Regions from separate parts of the Homo sapiens genome. Here region 1 is linked to region 2. A link is a contact called in ENCODE Hi-C or POLR2A ChIA-PET data. All regions are on one chromosome and are shown on one strand. The core of a region is the stretch at or near the end of the contact, and the rest is flanking DNA. Distances in the headings are between cores, read along the strand shown.

Region 1 (2,762 bases), core at 226-2,725, 93 kb after region 2:
TTATTTTCTTGGACACAACTGGAGTTTTAAATTCCCTGCCAGCAGTAAAACCTGTTTTCCCTTCTTGGTTAAAAAAAGTTTCTGAAGTGGTACACTTTGATGGAGATCCAGGAATCCAAAATTACAGGCAGGAAAACATATTTTTCCTCTAGAAATTTTATGAGTGAAAGAAATTACTGGGGTATGAAGGGGTGAATTGTACATAACTTTTCATTGAATTGTTCAGTTACGATGATAACTTATGGGCAGGGGAGGAAAGGAACCTTGTCAAGCAAGGTGATGACTACTAAAAGGTTAAGTAATTTGGCTGACAAGTGCAGGCAGGGCTAGTTGCCTGTTAAAAGGATCCAAGATCACTTAAAAACCCCACCAGCAAGTTATCTATTTTGTTGCTTCTGGGGAATTGCTTCTTTCCAAGATTCAAAATCTCAGTAGTCATTATTTTTCCATACAAATACACAGACAGAATAATACTCCTAAATTAAATGGTCCTTGTGTGAGTCATCCTGACAGCTAAGAAAATGCCAGTCCAATTTAGAAAACACCTGAAACTCACAGATGGTCCTACTACTACTGCTGCTTGGCAAGAGCTTTGACTGACTCTGGAAAAACCGATTAAGGGAGTAATGAATGAGTAAAATGTAGCCTTCAAAACAGAGGCGCAGGTTGAAAAATTAAGTTCAACAGGTTTAAAGAAGTCTAAACTAGAAGGGTATTCCGACATATTGGTTAAGACAAAATGACCGTACATAAGAAGTCTAAATCGACAGGTATGGAACGTGGGCAGAATATTTCAAGGGATCCACTCCTCACATCTAGTTTTATAGCAACATCTCTAATGACAAGGACCTTGAGAATTCATAGCATGTCTTTTCCCCAAAACTCTATGCCTAACACCAACAAGTTCAACAGTCCAGGCAAGTGGGTGGCTAGTTTTGCTCTGGCAGGATCTAGGTCACTGATGTGCTTTAAGACCTGCCTTGAAAGCACAGAGATTATAACAACTCCTTAGTCCTAACCATGCTGATTTTGAGAGACAAGATAGAATTTTCTGCCACTGTGCTGGGTTCCCCTCTGAAATGGAGGCAAAAATAAGTCCAGATCACTGAGCAACCCTCTTAACATTGTTCCATGATGCAAAACTAAGTAGGTGGTTTAAACCAACTCTTTTCTCTCTTATGGCTGTTTAGCTGTCACTAAAGCTTTTGCCTAAGAAGCCTCCAGGTGCGCATATGTGACATCACACAAACAAACAAACAAAGATACAGAAAAATCTAGGCAGACAATAATAATAACCCAGGATATATGACAGCTGCCTGTTCAAAGTGTCCTACCAAATCTGGGACATCTCCAGTTTGGAGATCATGGCTGGCAGAGACCTGAAGTTTGTTCATGAGTCTTACCTCAAGCAGAGGAAGTGTCCAAAGCTGGAGAGCACCTTCGATTCTCTCTGCCTTTGAAGCTGATGTGTTCTCCACCTTGCGCCTTAAACTCAGCTGCTAAAAAGCCAAGATAATTAAGTCTGACTCATCTCAGTGGTGAATTTTTTTAATGCCTCTTTCAAAATGTGATACATAATTGCTTCACTACAATTACCCAATGGCATGAATGAGCACTACAGTATCTACCTAGATAAACAGACAGTGCCACCTATGCAATAATTATCTTCCTGCAAAACACACACACACACACACACACACACACACACACACCACTTGTGAAATTGTGATGGCTACTTTACCAAAATGATTGAAAACGGTGTTAAACTGCATTGGAAGAGGAAGAATTTTCCTGTCTGGAATCATAAGCTGGTTCCTTCTGGTCAGGGTGCCTGCGGTGGATGGCTCTACTACTGCCCAGAATACCTTTGGGACTTGTGGTGGATCATCAGATTCAGTCTGAAAGCATGAGGCTTGACAATCGGGCTGACCTAGTTACCTTATCACTCAGGGTAGGACCTCAGTTGGCATCTCTCAGTGTCCGTCCGCTCCTTTTCAGAATGTTATTAATGACTTACTGTTCCAGCATTCCTTAAACCTAAGTTGGGTGGGTGGGTTCATCAACTATTATGCAACTTAACATTTTCAGATTCCAAACTCCAGCCCTACTCTCATCTCCAATAAATTCATTTTAGTTAATGTGTTTTATCTATTTTTATTTTTATTTATTTATTTTTTGAGATGGAGTCTCACTCTGTCACCCAGGCTGGAGTGCAGTGGAGCGATCTTGGCTCACTGCAACCTCCGCCCCCTGGGTTCAAACAATTCTCCTGCCTCAGCCTCCCTAGTAGCTGGGATTACAGGAGTGCGCTACCACGCCCAGCTAATTTTTTGTATTTTTAGTACAGACAGGGTTTCGCTGCATTGGCCAGGCTGGTCTCGAACTCCTGACCTCATGTGATTGATCCACCCGTGTTGGCTTCATAAGTGCTGGGATTACAGATGTGAGCCATCATACCCGGCCATTAATGTATTTTAGATGGCCAGGGATTTGATTGTATGAAGTTTTTTTTTTTGTTTTTTGGTTTTTTTTTTTTTGAGACAGTCTCACTGTCACCCAGGCTGGAGTGCAGTGGCATGATCTTGGCTCACTACAACCTCTGCCTCCAGGGTTTAAGCGATTCTTGTGCCTTAGCCCTCTGAGTAGCTGGAATTACAGGTGTGCACCACCAAACTTGGCTAATTTTTGTATTTTTAGTAGTGATGGGGTTTCACCATGTTGGCCAGGCTGGTCTTGAACTCTTGACCTCAAGTGATCCACCT
Region 2 (2,962 bases), core at 186-2,685:
TTGGTTAATAGTGTTTACCGATTCATTTCACTTCTCTATCTTTGTATGTTGAAATATGAACTACTCTCTGGATGAGAAAAAATGATTACACTTGATTATATTTACCTTTGGAAAGGTAAGTGGTTTGGGTGATTGACTATAATTGTTATCTCTATCATTTTGGATAAACCCCAATCATAAAAATAAGTGTGTTTTGTTTCACACACTGACACATAGACAATACACATTCTTACTTCTTTTCAAAAAGTTAATATGTGAATATAAATGACATATTCCAAATTTACTAAACTGAATACACATTTCATGAAAAAGGAGAGAGGAAAGACATACTAAAAACAGGCCAGGGCCTGGTGTGGTGGCTCACGCCTGTAACACCACCACTTTGGGAGGCCGAGGCAGGTGGATCACCTGAGGTCAGGAGTTCAAGACCAGCCTGGCCAACATGGTAAAACCTTGTCTCTACAAAAATACAAAAATTAGCCGGGCATGATGGTGGGTGCCTGAAATCCCAGCTATTCGGGAGGCTGAGGCGAGAGAATCATTTGAACCCGGGAGGCGGAGGTTGTAGTGAGCCGAGATCGCACCGTTGCACTCCAGCCTGGGCGACAGAGTGAGACTCCATCTCAAAAACAAACAAACAAACAAAAAAACAACAACAAAAGACAAAGATGGACACACTTCGTTGTGTTAAAAGCCTCAAAGACATCTGCATCATTCTAGCTTTGCTCCTAATTTTTAAAATTAATGATTTTAATAGGTTCTTAATTAGGTAAAAACTGCATTAAAACATACTTTGCCATATTTTTCCCAGAAGGATACCTAATTGGGTGGTTTGAGGGGTGCCAGATGTAACAGGAAATAAGACATGTCTTTTAAATAAAGGAAAAGCTCAAAGGCATCCTGCTTGATACTAGAATCAAATATATAAATTGAGGAATAAAACATAACCGGGAAACACATTTATAACTGCATATGAAAAATACAGAGGAGAATTTTTTAATAAAATATATTTTTAAATATTAACTAGTACATTTGAGAGGACAGCATTCAACAGGCCAATGTGAACATACCTTTAATGCAGGAACTCAGGTTCCCCATAAGAAAGACCAGAATCTGTGAAAATGACAGCAAGCATGTTCAACCTGCTATGAACTTTGAAAAACTCAGCACAGACAGTGGCAGTTAGGACCGAGGGCAAGATATACCCAATCACATAACCATGGTGATAGGAGCATCATCAACGTCTCAGGGTAAAGTCACAATGTGTATTGTGAGGTCCGCTTTCTGCTGCACCAACAAGAGTGCTTTCACACGCACAGGAGGGTCATTAAAGATTAGGCCTTTTACGGCAGGGAGTGGTGGCTCACACCTGTAATCCCAGCACTTTGGGAGGCCGAGGTGGGTGGATCACGAGGTCAGGAGATAGAGACCATCCTGGCTAACATGGTGAAACCCCGTCTGTACTAAAAACACAAAAAATTAGCCGGGCGTGGTGGCGGGAGCCCCCAGCTACTCGGGAGGCTGACGCAGGAGAATGGCGTGAACCCGGGAGGCGGAGCTTGCAGTGAGCCGACATAGCGCCACTGCACTCCAGCCTGGGCGACAGAGCGAGACTCCGTAAAAAAATAAAATAAAATAAAATAAAATAAAAGATTAGGCGTTTTACTTAAAAAAAAAACAACAAAACCCAAGCTCATTAATTACTATTCTGTGCTTATTAAAATAAGTTTTAGGAGGAGAAATTGTGTACCCCAAAATACACTCAATGGCAAGAATTTCAAACTGAGCAGGGGCAAAACCGATATGTTAGTAACAACCAGAAGTTCCATTCTCGATTCGAAATTCCATTGCCAAATATTTCTACCATTCCTGAGTCATCTAATATTTCTAGAACCAATAAGCAAACTGTTCAGAATTAAAGACAGCATAAATGGATATTGTTATAAAAGTCATGTTTCTTAAAAAGTGACATTTTTTAAAGTCACATTTTAAAAGTCATATTTCCCTAAAAAGTCATATTTCTACCATTCCTGAGTGATCTAATGTTTCTAGAAGCAATAAACTGTTCAGAATTAGAAAAAAGTGTTACTTGATATTATAAAAATCATATTTCTCTCACAATATAATTATGAAACTTATTTTTCCACTTATCTCTATATATTACTATGCACTTATTTATCTCCCAAACTTTGTGAATTCACAGAGGAATTTGTCTACCATTGTGTATGTAAACGGCTGGCCATTCACTGAGTATTTAAAGGAAAAAAAAATCACTATATTTTCACCAGTGCATCTTCTCGGTGGGGTGAACACTTTGGGTGAATACATATAATTTTTTATTTGAGACAGGGTCTCACTCTGTCACTCAGGCTGGAGTGCAGTGGCTTGATCATGGCTCACTGCAGCCTTGACCTCCCAGGCTCAGGTGATCCTCCCAACTCAGCCTCCCATGTAGCTGGGACTACAGGTTCTTGCCGCCATGCTCAGCTAATATTTTGTAGAGATGGGGTTTTTCCATGGTGCCCAGGCTGGTCTTCAACTCTTGGATTCAAGCAATCCACCCACCTCGACCTCCCAAAGTATTGGGATTAGAGGCGTGAACCACCATGCCCAGCCTAATACATATAATTAAAGTGTTTCTGAATGCAGAATTTTAGATAACTTTCAAAATGTATAACTACGTGTGTATTCTGGCTGATACATAACACCCAATTGCAAATACTTTTATGATATGCCCAAGAAAACAAGCTGTTGAAAGTGACCTGCCCTAAAATAAATAGAACAAATGAAAATTTTAGGGTTAAGATGAGAGAGTTGCTATGTTTCAAAGAGAATAGGTACCCTTCATGATATAAATATTACAGTACAAATGTCTATCATTGCTAAGTACAAATTTCTAGAACAAATAAATAGGTCACAAATGATGTATACAATCTGCATTAATATAGATGATGCTATATTT

Evidence for each region. A loop is a pair of places that touch in the nucleus more often than their neighbours do. ChIA-PET counts read pairs that join two places held with the same protein, here RNA polymerase II (POLR2A). Pooled maps may share reads with other maps.
Region 1: a map with no recorded cell type shows a loop between it and region 2 (2.0-fold over the local background). The contact joins the promoter of BPIFC here to the promoter of RFPL3S in region 2. A Hi-C loop is called at or near these places in 4 of 168 maps with a recorded cell type or tissue (A673, K562, endothelial cell of umbilical vein and 1 more), 3 of 37 single-sample maps with no recorded cell type and 9 of 50 pooled maps. POLR2A ChIA-PET finds 5 or more read pairs at or near these places in 1 of 52 experiments (activated CD4-positive, alpha-beta T cell).

What each region holds. Positions count from the first base shown.
Region 1 is chr22:32,462,971-32,465,732 of GRCh38, forward strand. It overlaps BPIFC (BPI fold containing family C), which reads right to left and starts at 1,476. Exons shown (of 17, transcript NM_174932.3): 1 at 1,404-1,476.
Region 2 is chr22:32,369,829-32,372,790 of GRCh38, forward strand. RFPL3S (RFPL3 antisense) reads right to left here and starts at 1,436. Exons shown (of 5, transcript NR_104232.1): 1 at 1,370-1,436; 2 at 1,071-1,113.